2 separate regions of the Mus musculus genome follow, and region 2 is linked to region 1. A link is a loop called in an ENCODE intact Hi-C map of the cell type or tissue named here. Cell type or tissue: left cerebral cortex. All regions are shown on one strand.

Region 1 (8,000 bases):
TTTAGTACACGGTGTCTCTTCACAGCAATAGAAAAGTAACAAAGATAGCGCCCTATTAGTGAGAACAATTTTATATTTTTATGTGTGGGTTACACTTTTAGGAGAAATGAAATAATATGGATGACTAGTTAGCTGATAAAAATATGCTTGGTATTAATGAAAAATAAGCTAAAACAATACTGAAGGCTAGGGAAGCAAGTCAGCCGTAGAGTTCTCTTGCTCAGTATTTGTAAGGGCAAGTAAATAAACAATTTTTAAAACTAAATTTAAGGAAAACTAAATAAAGGAAATTAGACAAAAGCCATTAGTGAGACACCAATTCTAGTATTAAAATGGCTATAAAAGTAATGGGCAGAACAGTGAAATAGCTCAGCAGGTGGGGACACTTATAGCCAAGCCCAATGACCCGAGTTAATGAAATAAATAACATTTACTTATTGTCTTATTTTATTATATCTTTTTAGATGCCTGATTCTTTAGTAAGGAGAAAGAGAAAAGTGTAGATTTAATTGGCAGGTCAAGTAGGGAGGGTCTCTGAGGAGGAGGTGAAGGAGGGGAACTTCAGAATATTGTATGAAAATTATTTTCAGTAAAAAATAAAAATAAATAAAATAAATGTAATAAAAATGACAGACAATCCCAAGCTTATTCTCTGATTGGGGACCTAAAATGCTTTGGAACCTTCCTATACACTTTAGTAATTATTATAAAATTAAGCATTAGCACACCATGAATAAATTATATTAATTTACTATGGATTAGCAAGTTTTCTTTCCTAGGCATCTACCAAATAAAATAAAAACAAATGTCCATGTAAAGACTTGAAGTTAATTTTCATAGTAGCATTATTCACAAAAGGAAGACAACACACATGTATAAACACACACACACACACACACACACACACACACACACTCACTCACACCCTTCTGCGAGAATCCAAATGTCTATCATTTAGTAAATAGACCATAGTGCAGAATATTCTTACCACAGGGTATTTGAGTTTCTCTTTTGTACTCTGCTCCTCTCTTTACCACCTGCCACTTCTGTCATCCATCAACTGTTGTTTCTGTAATTTCTAATTGCAAAACATTATAATCCTGAACAGGATCTTCTAGATACTCTTCCAAATTTTTCATGTCCTAGTAATTCCCCTCACTTTATTGTGGGTAAATTCTGCACTCACTGGAAAACACTAGGCTTCTTTCCAGTATTTTTCTATTGTCAATAAAGACATGGTGGACATTAGGGTTGGATGTGTGAGAACAAGATTCAGTCCTCTTGGATTTATGTCCAAGAGTGAGATGCTGTGTCCTATGAGTAGTTCCAGGGTTAGCTTAAGAAACCACAATAATGTTTTCAAGAGTAGCTGAGAATTAACTTTTAAAACATGAAACTATTCTTAATACTGACTAAGGAAAAAGTTTACATCTCATTTTCTTTTACAGTAATAAGAAAACAGATGTTGAAGGTGGGAGAGGGTTGGGAGAGAGAACAGAAATCAGTGTGTGTGTGTTTGTGGGGGGAGGGGCATGCCTGGAACTAACAGGAGACCAGAGATTGAAAAATAAAAATTGCAGGTGATTTAAAAAAAAATAATTGAAAATATTTTAAGCCTCAAGGCATAAAATTCCCATCACGAAATCATTCCTGTACCATCAAGTCATTTTGGGATTGACATTCTCTTGAAATAAAATATCAACAGGAGGTGTGTGAAGCAGACATTCACATTCTGTCTCTAATGGGCCTCTCTCAGTCACAAAGCAGCTCAGTTTACCAAAGATGTGCACATCTTAACCAGATGTTGAGGCTGCTGTAAGACTCCTGCGTGAAGATTAGGATTTTCTTTTACTTACCAGCTGCTACTGTACTTTGTACCTTTGCTCTCCAAAGGCTCCTGCGATGGAGATTCAGTCCTAGATGTGGTGGTAGGCACTATAAAAAGTCAAGCATCTAGGAGTCTATTGGGAGGGTGCATCAACAGTGGGTATTGTGGACCCCAGTCTTTTCCAGCTTCTCTTGGAGCTTTTCACATTGGCTACTTATTTTATTATTCACCATGGGGGTTGTCATTGAAGCCTAAACCATGCTGTTTGAATATCTAGCCTTTAAATGTATAGATCAAATAAACCTCTTTTCTTAGTAAGGTCATTGTATCTTAGGTATTTCAAACAAAATCAGACTGCAGCATCGTCCATTGGCATTTCATGCTACCCTCTATACAACTCCATTTAGCCCTGAGTTTCTGACTGCAATGAAACTGTAAATCTGAAGACTTGTGCTGGACAGGTCCCTAAAAGTCCCACTTGCAATTCTTGTGTGGTTTCCTGGTTCCTGTTACACAGACAAAGGCCGTTTCTCATCCTTAATGACATTTTCATCATCACTCTTTGCAGACTAGAGTGGCTGTAATATCTTTTTATTATTCTTATTTATTTTCAGTATTCATCTCCATTTGCCATAGTTTCATTAACTCATTATTGTCATCTGGACAATAAAAGATTTACTTAAATGATTTTTGTCTAATTAGCTCATGAGTATTTCCCCTTTTATTGTAACTGTTTACTAGATGAATTTTAATTTCTTATTACTGGTTTATAGCCTTCTAAAATATTCAACATTTGTGGCATATATTCACTGAATGCCTACTAGTGTGGATATCTCTGTGGTGAAAAGATGGATATAGTTTCTGCTTTAGTGGTGGAGACAGACATGGGAAGGATCATTACACAATTAACAATCACAGTAGAAATCACACACACACACACACACACACACACACACACGTACACACACGTGTACACACACATACACACACATACATGAAGGTGTCAGCATAATGTGTCAAGAATTGTAGGGTGAAAAGGTCACATTTCAGTAGTTATAAAAATGATTTGGACTGAGCAGAGCCAAATTGAAGAAGTCTGTACAGAGTGAGGAATCTTACCTAGATAAGATCCTAGTGAGTGTTGCTGGGTCTGGCGCTCGGAGCTGAGGGAAAGAGCTAGGGGCTGAGAAAGAAGAGAGTGTACCCAGTGAAGCACCACAACGTTTGATTCATGGCGTAGTGGAGTGGTTTTTAAGCAGGGCATTACCATTTTCATATCTGTGTATTAAAAGAATCACTTCTGAAAGATGAAGTCATTCTCCTGGCTTAGCTTAGAGGAGAACATGAAGGGAAGCCAGGGAGAAGCTTCGTAGGGCAGTTCAGACGAGTGCTGATTGATTTTGTAGATTATCATGTTGGGGCCAAAGAATGAGAAATGAGCCTCAGGGATAAAGCTAAGAAGATGTGGTTTGTATCCATAGCAACCAAGTGGGCAGAGCAGGCAGGGTGTACACATTCAAGTTGGAATATTTTGAGTATGGGGAAGAATGGAGGTTTTTAAAAAGGATATGGTTTGCTGTTTTGTTCATGACTTCATTCCACTGCTTTGGGAGACAGCTTAGAAGTGACATCAAGCGGACCAACCTGTAGATTGGCAGAGGATTTGGGGTTAAAAAGTGTGCAAGTCTGCTCTCTCCAGATTCTGTCAGAAGCTGAGAGTGGTGGGTTCCGAAGATGTGCAGAGAAACCTGAGTGGGAGCAGACAAGCTTTAGGCCTGGTGATTGCAATGATCCATCACACCCAGTGTGGAGGCCAAGGCATGCGATGACATTTCCCCATCAAATTCTGCGTGACAGAGGTATGGTCTGCCTCTGTGGGTCCTGATCACGTTCTGGTCCTATCATCTGCATTACAGCTTTCAACTGGGCTCGGCCACACTAATATTAATTCCTTCATCATTATGTTACTGTTCCCTTTATCCTTCTGCTTTATGGAAGCTAAAGGGATGTCAGGCAAGTGAGGGAGAGGAGAATAGGACAAAACACAACATGATGCTGAGGTATGGGTTAAAGACACAGTGTTGTTGTTGAACTGGCCACACCAGTCAGGGCCAGGTCAGATGTGCAGTAGGCAGTTTTATGAGGAAACCATTTCCATGCTGTGTATAGAATACCCGCTTCTCCAGTAATGCTTCCTTTTCCCCACACCCGCTTCTCACCCTTCTTAATGTACCCAGGGCAGGAAGAAATTTGTCTCTTGGGCAAAACCCACCTGTTACCAAGTTAATTTCTTGTGAAAAGAGAAATCACGGATCTCATACACTTTATCTTATTCTTTTTACATGGACGTGGGTGTCACAAGCATCCTTAATAATTATAGATCTTATAAGTTTTGAAAATGCAGTTTATACATAATTTGTCTGTAATAAAAAGAGACTTAATAAAGATGTCTTTTCATAGTATGAGAGCTGCTAGCTAAAGCCAGGAAGCATGGTCATGAAACCAAATTGCCATCTTTGCGTAAAAATTAATTCCAAATGTAGTTTATTTTACCCATGACTTGATTTCATTTTCTAGGAGGAGATGAAAAAGGGCAAACTGGAGTGTAAACTTGCTAAGTGACCAAGGCAAATTATAATCATGATGGAGACACCATAAAGCATCCCATTTTATTTTAAATGTATTTAAAGTAATTTTAAAATAAATATCACAGAACTATGCTTTGTATGTCTATAGTAATTTAAGGATAATCACTCCCAAATTGCATGATTTCTTTTCAAACCACAAAGAAAAAAAAAACCTTATAAAGACATTCTGAGACCTTCTTGTCAGCACATGATCTTCTCCTATTCTGATTAATAAAGCTCATCGAAACATGTACATACTGTCATTACTGACGTCGTATCAGTTGATGTGTTGGTTTTATTTCTTTCCCTAAATACTACTAATATACTCACCACAGGACTTAAATAAAACCTGTTCATCTATCTATTGCATTATCAGGCGAATGAAATGCAAATAGGTGAGTAAATGAGAGCCCTGATGACTATCATGAGAGATTTCTGTGAGAACTAATGGAACTAATATTTGAAAGGATTCAGAGTGGGATCTAACACATGGCAAAGCACATTTACTCTGGCTGTGCTAGGAGACACTGCTACTCACACTGCAGTTTCTGTTTAATCTGCATCAGAGACAACTGCCAGCCTAGGTATCACAGCTATGTTGGAATTATAACCATTTTTAAAAATATGTTATATTGGCTATTAAGCAAGATTTCTGGGTATAAATCAGTTCCTGAGATACCAGAATAGCCCCCTCTCAAAAGAATGTTTTAAGCACACAATTGCTTTTCCAGGAACATCAAAGATGCTCATAAGAAAAATTTTCCTTCTGTTACCACAATCCCCAGGCAGTTCTTCCAGATTGCCTGTGTGACAACAGGCTCTGGAATCCATTGCAGTTTGAGTTGACAGGGGATATTTATAAGAGGTGAGATCACAAATGACTTTGAATTTCAACACTCCCAGTCTGGAAATAACTTACCTGATCCATTATCATTCACTCTTAACTTTCTAAATGATCATAGCTGGCTCTCTGTTTCCTTTAATACTCTTGCAAGGTTCCCAGACTTGAACCTTCACTCTTACCCTCTGCTTCTCTTGGTTCTTCTTAATGCTTCCTGGACTATCGATGGCACTGGCCACTGGACTGTATCTCCACACTGTTTATCTCTCCTTGTTTAGGATATCTCCTATGTAGCCCAGGCTGCCCCTGAACTTGTTATGCTCTTACCTCAGTTTCTTGATTGCTAGAGTAATAGGCTTGGGCTCCTGCTCTTGTCCTCCAATCCCTTTTCTTAATTCTTCTCTTTAGTCAGGCTGAGGTCTTGGCTCCTTGTCCTTCTGTCAAACTTGTTTGTTGCTAGGTACACTCTAAAATAACATAGTTGAGGAAACAGTTGTGCAGACAGAGGTTTCCTTATTTGTAAGAAGGATTATGAGTCCTCAATTCTTCTCTTGCCTCCCATTTCATCATCTTCTTGAGCCTGGATATTGAATTTTACTGTTGAGATTTACTCATTACTTTTTGTGTATGAGTATTTTGCCTTTGTGTATGTATGTGTATGTAGCACATGCATGCCTGACAGCTCAGAGTTCAGAAGAGGACACTGGATTCCCCGAGACTGCAATTATAGACTGTTGTGAGCCATCATGTGGGTGTTTAGAATCAATCATGCCTTCCGCAAGAGCAACAAGTGCTCTTAGTCACCTATACAATTATCTAGCCCCTGATAGGAAGTTTTATAAGTAATCCAAGGAATTCTGGGCATGAGACTGAGCAACTTGCTATAGGTAATAGTAAGTCATTTAAAATTATGTTCCACTTCACACATGTACACATGAGTGTACACATGTACACACATACACACTCATGTGTACATGTGTGCACACTTGCCCACATGGGCACACACACACACACACACACAGAGAGAGAGAGAGAGAGAGAGAGAGAGAGAGAGAGAGAGAGAGAGAGATTATATATATTACAGCCTTTAGAAAAGGGTAGGGTTACTTAACTTCTGGAGTCCTATGATCATTTTGAGATGGATGTAAGCTTCCCTGGAGAGGACAGACTGAACACCTAGGAGTGCACTGTGTTTGGCGGGTGTCAGCTTCATTGCAGCCAACACAGACAGACTCACAGTACCAGTTCTAGTGAATGCTCCACCTAACCCAGGAAAACTGCCTGAACTGGAGGAAAGTCTAGGCTTCTGAATGCTGACAGACCTCTAAGGGAGACAGAGCTCAAGAAACTAACAGAGGACATTTCTAATATCCCATTGCTCACTGGCTTGCAGAGTTTCTGGAAGCTTCTCTACTTCAGTCAACCCACCACTAAGTTTCAGAAGTGTTATAAGTCAGTAGAACAACATTCAGAAAAAGTATTGACCTACACAATAGAGTAGTTGAGTCTCACAATAACTATATTGTAAAGAAACCAGGCCAAATAAGAATTCAGGCCATGATTACACCAACTGGAAATTTTAGAAAATGTGAATATAGTGTCAGAAAGCACATCAGTGGTTGTACAAGGATGCTTGACACACTAAAAATCCCCCAGCGAATTATTTCAAATACACCATTTTGTACAGTATTATTGTTTGGGATCTACATGGTACTTCACAAGAGGACTCTTCAGAATATTAGATTCACAAAAATGTTCACAGTGGATCTCTGCTCTGTTAGCTGAAAAACCTTCCCCTTTATTAAATGGAATCCTCGTGTAATATACATATGGCATCAGAAGACAATCAACCAGTACATAATTATTCATCTATGTTCTTGGAAAACTTTAAGACCTCAAGGATGTTCAAAAATTTGTATGTGTGTGTATAAGGGTTTTGGTGTGTGTGTGTGTGTGTGTGTGTGTGTGTGTGTGTATGTGTGTGCCCAAGTGTATGTGAGACAGAAGTTAACGTTAAGGGTCTTCTTCTATTACTATAAACTTTACTTCTGGAGATGAGATTGCTCTCTGAACATAGAGTTCACTAATTTTGATAGATAGTCAACAAGCTTTAGGTATCTAGTGTCTCTGCCTTTCCCAGGGCTTGAATTATAGGCATGTGCTGTTGTGCCCAAGTCTTACACGCGTTCTCACGACCGGCCAGGAAAGACACCACAAACCAGAATCTTCTGCGGCAAAAACTTTATTGCTTACATCTTCAGGAGCAAGAGTGCAAAACTCAAACCCAAAAACGAAAGCGAAACCCCGTCCCTATTTAGGAGAGTTACCCTTCGCCTAGGACGTATCACTCCCTGATTGGCTGCAGCCATGGCCTAGTTGTTGCCACGGGGAAGGCAGAGTACATGGGGTGGAGAAATACCCTTGGCACATGCGCAGATTATTTGTTTACCACTTAGAACACAGCTGTCAGCGCCATCTTGTGACGGCGAATGTGGGGGCGGCTCCCAACATCTCCCCCTTTCCTTTTAATAAGAGCAATAGGCCACCCATATTAATGAGAGTGGAGATAGAGGTCAAATCCCCAGTGTGCAGGTAAAGGAGCCGTGTACAGGATTAGCTCTTAGGCTCACAGGCTTTTACCCAGAGCAACCCTGACCTGCTCCCGTGTCGTTTTACCTGGAGAGAAGGACACTTGGACACTCAA
Region 2 (8,000 bases), 54 kb after region 1:
TATAGTAAAAATGGCTATCTTGCCAAAAGCAATTTACAGATTCAATGCAATCCCCATCAAAATTCCAAATCAATTCTTCAAAAAATTAGAAAGGGCAATTTGCAAATTCATCTGGAATAACAAAAAACCTAGGATAGCAAAAACTCTTCTCAATGATAAAAGAATCTCTGGTGGAGTTTTTAGTACCTAAAGCTGTACTACAGAGCAATTGTGATAAAGACTGCACAGTACTGGTATAGCAACAGAGAGGTAGACCAATGGAATAGAATTGAAGACTCAGAAATGAATCCACCTATGGTCACTTGATCTTTGACAAGGGATCTAAAACCATCCAGTGGAAAAAAGACAGCATTTTCAACAAATGGTGCTGGCACAAGTGGTGGTTATCATGTAGAAGACTCGGGATCAATCCATTCTTATGTCCTTGTACAAAGCTTAAGTCTAAGTGGATCAAGGAACTCCACCTAAGACCACAGACACTGAAACTGATAGAGAAAAAAGTGTAGAAAAGCCTCGAAAATATGGGCACAGGGAAATATTCCTGAATAGAACAGCAATGGCTTGTGCTGTAAGATCAAGAATTGACACATAGGACCTCATAAAGTTGCAAAGCTTCTGTAAGGCAAAAGACATTGTCAATAAGACAAAAAAGGCCACCAACTGACTGGGAAAAGATCTTTACCAATCCTAAATCAGATAGGGGACTAATATCCAATATATATAAAGAACTCAAGAAGGTGGATTCCAGAAAATCAAATAACCCCACTAAAGAATGGGGCACAAAACTAAACAAAGAATTCTCAACTGAGGAATAACAAATGGCTGAGAAGAATCTGAAAAAATGTTCAATATCCTCAATCATCAGGGAAATGCAAATCAAAACAACACTGAGATTCCACCTCACACCAGTCAGAATGACTAACATCAAAAATTCATGTGACAGCAGATGCTGGTGCAGATGTGTAGAAAGAGGAACACTCTCCATTGCTGGTGGGATTGCAATCTTGTACAACCACTCTGGAAGTCAGTCTGGCGGTTCCTCAGAAAATTGGACATAGTACTACTGTAGGATCCAACAATACCTCTCCTGTGTATATATCCGGAGGATATTCCAACTGATAATAAGAACACATGCTCCACTATATTCATAGCAGCTTTATTTATAATAGCCAGAAGCTGGAAAGAACCCATACATACCTCAACATAGGAATGGATTCAGAAAATGTGGTACATTTACACAATGGAGTACTAGTCAGCTATTAAAAACAATGAATTTATGAAATTCCTAGGCAAATGGATGGATCTGGAGGGTATCTTCCTGAGTGAGATAACCCGATCACAAAAGAACTCGCAAAATATGTACTCACTGATAAGTGGATATTAGCCCAGAAACTTAGAATACACACGATACAATTTGCAAAACACATGAAACTGAAGAACAAAGACCAAAGTGTGGACACTTCGCCCCTTCTTAGAATTGGGAACAAAACACCCATGGAAGGAGTTACAGAGACAAAGTTTGGAGCTGATACGAAAGGATGGACCATCCAGAGACTGCCACACCCGGGGATCCATCCATAATCAGCCACCAAACACAGACACCATTGCATACACCAGCAAGATTTTGCTGAAAGGACCCTGATATAGCTGTCTCTTGTGAGGCTATGCCAGTGTCTGGCAAACATAGAAGTGGATGCTCACAGTCAGCTATTGGATGGAACACAGGGCCCCCAATGGAGGAGCTAGAGAAAGTACCTAAGGAGCTGAAGGAGTCTGCAACCCTATAGGTGGAAAAACAATATGAACTAACCAGTACCCCCAGAGCTTGTGTCTCTAGCTGCATATATAGCAGAAGATGGCTTAGTTGGCCATCATTGGGAAGAGAGGCCCCTTGGTCTTGCAAACTTTATATGCCCCAGTACAGGGAAATGTCAGGGCCAAGAAGTGGGAGTGGGTGGGTAGGGGAGTGGCGGGTGGTGGTGGTGGTGGTGGGAAGGTATAGGGGACTTTTAGGATAGCAATTGAAATGTAAATTAAGAAAATACCTAATGAAAAATTGGAAAAAGAAAAAAAAATAAGTTTGGAAAATATTCTGTTAAGTTTTCTGAACTTTAAAAAATATTGGTATTTATTCTTTCTTAAACAGTCAGTAGATTCCACAGTCATGTCACCACATTTTAGATGTTTTGTGGGAGACTTTGAGTAGGAATGTATTTTTTTGTGTGTTTTATTTTATTCTCTTAATGTTTGAGTTTTGTTTTGTTTTGTTTTTGCTTTGTTTTGTTTGTTTTTTTGTTTGTTTTTTTCAAGACAGGGTTTCTCTGTGAAGCCCTGGCTGTCCTGGAACTCACTCAGTAGTAGAACAGGCTGGCCTCTAACTCAGAAATCTGCCTGCCTCTGCCTCCCAAGGGCTGGAATTAAAGGTGTGCACCACCACTGCCTGGCTATGTTTGATTTTTTTAATGACTTATGCCTGGGAGTTTTAAACTTTTAGGTATTTTAGGTTTCTAAATTTGCTTGTTTATTGTAGGTACATTAGTCATTCCTGTGGCATCAGTAGTAATTAATATCTATTCTTTTACTTAGATGTTTTCAATCATTTTCTCAGTGCTGCTAGCTAATTTGTCAACATTTCTCTTTTCAAAAAATGTTCATAAACTCATTGTTTTTAATAGCTGAGTAGTACTCCATGTTGTAAATGTACCACATTTTCTGTATCTATTCCTCTGTTGTGAGACATCTGGGTTCTTTCCAGCTTCTGGCTATTATATATAAGGCTGCTGTAAACATAGTGGAGCATGTGTCTTTATTACATATTGGAGCATCTTCTGGGTATATGCTCTGGAGTGGTATTGCTGGATCTTCCAGTAGAACTATGTCCAATTTTCTGAGGAACTGTCAAACTGATTTCCAGGGTGGTTGTAAAAACTTGCATTCCCACCAGCAATGGAGGAGTGTTCCCCTTTCTCCACATTCTTGCCAACTTCTGCTGTCACCTAAATTTTTGATCTGACTGCTGTGAGGTGGAATTTCAGGGTTGTTTTGATTTGCATTTCCCTGATGATTAAGGATGTTGAACATTTTTTTCAGGTTTTTCTCAGCCATTCTTTATTCCTCAGTTGAGAATTCTTTGTTTAGCTCTGTGCCCCATTTTTAATGGCGTTATTTGATTTTCTGGAGTCCAGCTTCTTAAGTTTCTTTGTACATATTGGATATTAGTCCTGTACTGGCTAGTTTTGTGTCAACTTGACACAGCTGGGGTTATCACAGAGAAAGGAGCTTCAGTTCAGGAAATGCCTCCATGAGATCCAACTCTAAGGCATTTTTTCAATTAGTGATCAAGGGGGAAAGGCCCCTTGTGGGTGGGACCATCTCTGGGCTGGTAGTCTTGGGTTCTATAAGAGAGCAGGCTGAGCAAGCCAGGGGAGGCAAGCCAGTAAAGAACATCCCTCCATGGCTTCTGTATCAGCTCCTGCTCCCTGACCTGTTTGAGTTCCAGTCCTGACTTCCTTTGGTGATGAACAGCAGCATGGAAGTGTAAGCTGAATAAACCCTTTCCTCCCCAACTTGGTTCTTGGTCATGATGTTTGTGCAGGAATAGAGACCCTGACCAAGACAAATTGGTACCAGGAGTGGGGTTTTCCTGTGACAACTTGACCATGTTTTGGGGAGGTCTGTGGAAGGACTTTGGAACTTTGGTCTTGAAGATCCATTCGTTGTTAAGAGCAATGTGGGATGTTGTGTAGGAGCTTGGAAGATAATGTTGAGAACAGTGCAGAAGATGGAGGCCTGGCTTGTGAAATTTCAGAGGGAAAATTAAAGACTCTTTTCAGGGCCATTGCTGTTTTGATTGTGAAGATTCTGTAGTTCTGGTTAGCTGGGGCTGAAGAATCAGCTGTGATTAACAAGATACCAGAACTACTAAAGCAAAAACTTTGCATTACTGGGACTATTGATGCTGGTTAGCTGGAGCTAAGAAATTAGCAGTGATTAAGAAGAGACCAGCATCATTGAGGTGACATCTTCTGGGAAGTGTTTTCTGAGAGCACAGTGGCTGTGTTCCAGATATAGCCAAAGTTGTGCCTTGTGCTGTGGCTGGACTTGGTAATGTGTAAGGGTCACCCAGGTGGTACTGGTTTTGAAGGCATGAAGGAGTTGAGCAGAGCAGCTGAGGCTTGGCACTGTGAGAGGCCATGGAAGGCCATTGGTGAAAGTCCAGCCTCAGTTGCAATTGATGGCCCAGGACTGAAGGGGTCATGCAGTGTTTTGGAGATGCCAGTACCATGAGATGACCACCAAGAGCAGCAGCAGCAGTGGAGTTCAGGCATCTGGAGCCTAGAGGATGACACGTGTGCTACAAAGGGCATGGCTGGAGAAGTGACCCAAGCCCTTGGAGGAGCCCAGAAGATCGTAAGTTGGATACCAGACATTGGACGGTTGGAGATTGACTTTTGCTTTTGATTGTGGCTGTGCCCTGATATTTTCCCTCTTGAAGGAAGAAACTGTTTTAGTGGAGCCCACAGTTAAGAGACTTTTAATTGTAAAAAAAGACTTTGGATTTTAAAAGAGATGGATATTTTAAAGAGATTGAAAATTTAAGAATATGTAAAGACTGTGGGACTTTTAAAGTTATTTGGATCTTGGGGATGAATAAGAATGTAAGGGTTGAGGCTTATTAGTGATGTGTTTGTGTGTCAAGTTGACAAGGGGTCAATTGTACTGGCTAGTTTTGTGTCAACTTGACACAGCTGGGGTTATCACAGAGAAAGGAGCTTCAGTTCAGGAAATGCCTCCATGAGATCCAACTCTAAGGCATTTTTTCAATTAGTGATCAAGGGGGAAAGTCCCCTTGTGGGTGGGACCATCTCTGGGCTGGTAGTCTTGGGTTCTATAAGAGAGCAGGCTGAGCAAGCCAGGGGAGGCAAGCCAGTAAAGAACATCCCTCCATGGCTTCTGTATCAGCTCCTGCTCCCTGACCTGAGTTCCAGTCCTGACTTCCTTTGGTGATGAACAGCAGTATGGAAGTGTAAGCTGAATAAACCCTTTCCTCCCCAACTTGGTTCTTGGTCATGATGTTTGTGCAGGAATAGAAACCCTGACTAAGACAAGTCCCTTATCGGATTTAGGATTAGTAAAAATCCTTTCCCAATCTGTTGGTGGCATTTTGGTTTTATTGACATTGTCCTTTGCCATACAGAAGCTTTGCAATTTTATGAGGTCACATTTGTCAATTCTTGATCTTACAGCACAAGCCATTGCTGTTCTGTTTAGGAATTTTTCCCCTGTGCCCATATCTTCAAGGCTTTCCCCACTTTCTCCTCTATAAGTTTCAGTGTCTCTGGTTTCATGTGGAGTTCATTCATCCACTTAGACTTGAGCTTTGTACAAGGAGATAAGAATGGATCAATTCACATTCTTCTACATGCTAACTGCCAGTTGACCCAGCACCATTTGTTGAAGATGATGAAATTCTTAGACAAACGGATGGATCTGGAGGATACCATCTTGAATGAGGTAACCAAATACAAAAGAACACACATGATATGAACTCACTGATAAATGGACATTAGCCCAGAAGCTCAGAATCTTTCTTAGAAGGGGAAACAAAATACCCATGGAAGGAGTTACAGAGACAAAGTTTGGAGCAGAGACTGAAGAAACGACCATCCTGGGATTGCCCTATTTGGAGATCCATCCCATAAAGAACCACCAAACCCAGACACTATGGCAGATGTCAACAAGAGCCTACTGATAGGAGCCTGATATAGGGGTCTCCTGAGGGCCTTTGTCAGTGCCTGGCAAATACAGAAGTGGATGCTCACAATCACCCATTGGATGAAGTACAAGATCCCCAATGAAGGAGCCAGAGAAAGTATCCAGGGAGCTGAAGGGATCTGAAGCCCCATAGGAGGAATATCAATATGAACTAACCAGTACCCCCAGAGCTCCTTGGAATGAAACCACCAATCAAAGAAAATACATGGTGGGACATGTGGCTCTAGCTGTATATGTAGCTGTGGATGGCCTAGTCAAGTCATCAATTGGAGGAGAGGCCCTTGGTCCTGTGAAGGTTCTATGCCCCAGTGTTGGGGAATGCCAGGGCCAGGAAGTGGAAATGGGTGGGTTGGGGAAGAGGGGGAGGGGAAAGAGGATAGGGGATTTCCAGAGGGGAAACAAGGAAAGGGGATAACATTTGAAATGTAAATAAAGAAAATATCTGATAAAAAAAGGTTCAGTTATCTTTATTGAATTTGTTCATCTTCCTCTTATTTCTGTCTCATTTCTTTACATTTGAGTCATTATTTTTTCCTTTATCCTGCTTCTTTGTTCTATTTATAGTCCCTTGAGGTGGTAGCAGTATTTTATTAATTTTATTTTCTTTCTTAGTTTTATTAGAAATACTTTCATAATATCCCAGTGTATTTATTTATTTATTTCATGCTTTAAAATTTGACCCTCTAGTTACTTACGATTTTATTTCTTAATTTCTACATATTTATGAATGTCCAATTTTTCTTATAATGAAGGGATTCTCATTGCTTAATTTTAGCAGAATCCCCATCTTCCTGCACAAGCATTTACCAGGTCAATAACACAGACTTGACAATGACTCAATAATTTTTGTGATGTTAGTTGGGCTTTTAAAGGTATTTTAAGGTATATCATGGGTAGTTTGTGGACCAGGCTATCTTGCGACAGGAATAAAGGTTTTATGAGAAAATCCAAAACAGCAAATGTTTCAATTTTAATGGACTTTTCATGTCTTATCTACACTGCACTGTCATTTTTAGAGCAAAGACAACAAATATGTTGATGAACAGTCATATCCATATTTTTACAAGTTTGGTCATTTCATAGAGTTTTATATGATCATGATTTAATGTAAACTATCTCTTTGATTACTTTCAAACATTAAAAAATTGTTATTTTGGGGTCAGAGTATCACCATGCAGCTCAAGATGGCCTCGAGTTCCTTCTGCTTCAGCTGCCCACGTCCTGGAATTACAGACAAATGCCATTGTGCCTGGCTGAAGACATTCTGATAGTCAAGGACTTAAAAACAGGTGGCTAGCCAGATTTGTTTGACACATGGACTTAAGTTTGCTAAAACTATCTTTCTGAATAAATAAAAACATACCAAAAAATTTAAAAATAATTAGTAGTTTTCCAAAGAAAACAATGTTTTTCATGGTGGCTTCGAGTGGGAATGGGTGCTGTGGTAGATTCTCAAAAAGCTACCAGAAGCATTGCACTTTTGTCCTAGTTCCTAAAAGCCTCTCAGATCTAATTATGTCCAATTAAAATTAATTCTAACTGACTGAGAACATAAATACAAACAATCCCCAAGGCTATTTCATAATCTGCAAGGCAGACTGAAAATTGGAAACCAATTCTCATCCTCTACAGCTGAGTGAATTTGAATCCTTGGGGAATAAGACACTCTAGTGCATGTGTGCTTGTGTGTGTGTGTGTGTGTGTGTGTGTGTGTGTGTGTGTGTGTGTGTGTGTGTGTGTGTTTGTGTGTGTACTGGTCAACTGCATACTAAACGATCCAAGACAAGTTAAATTTTCTTTCTCTATCTGTGGTCCTTCATAAGTTTTCAATTCCTATTATTGTGTTAGTTCCAGCACACAGGTCATAGATAAGCAACAGCTACTGGCTGAGTATGCCAACTTATTTTTAAGAGCATTGCCACTGGTAGGTGAACTATATTCTAGGAAAATGCCATACAGTCACAAATATAATTAGTATAATATTATGCACAACCCAAGCCAGACTTGGTGGGTGAGAAAAACAAAACAGGATACAAGTTGGTGGGAAAGGAAGAGGTGGGTCTAGGAGGAGTTTGGGAAAGGGCGTGAATATGGTCAAAATCAATTCATATACAAAATTATCACAGAAGTTAATAAAAAGGAATATATACAATTTAAAAATTATTCTGAAATACAAAGCTATTTGAAGAAAGGTGAAATATTCAGCTTCTCAAATTATAGATTTC

The links. Hi-C counts contacts between places; a loop is a spot of excess contacts. Peaks named below come from ENCODE experiments on the same cell type or tissue, not always from the same donor. Only the 100,000 strongest peaks of a DNase experiment are listed, where the experiment ranks them.
Region 2: it touches region 1 in a loop (2.8-fold over the local background); 2 of 42 quality-filtered maps call a loop at or near these places.

What each region holds. Positions count from the first base shown.
Region 1 is chr6:13,532,773-13,540,772 of GRCm38, reverse strand. No RefSeq gene overlaps it. Among named protein-coding and RNA genes, the nearest start is that of Gm25737, 13 kb to the left of the region's middle. In left cerebral cortex, no CTCF peak of the experiment used is centred here; a DNase peak (open chromatin) is centred at 3,295.
Region 2 is chr6:13,478,563-13,486,562 of GRCm38, reverse strand. No RefSeq gene overlaps it. Among named protein-coding and RNA genes, the nearest start is that of Gm25737, 67 kb to the left of the region's middle. In left cerebral cortex, no CTCF peak of the experiment used is centred here; no DNase peak of the experiment used is centred here.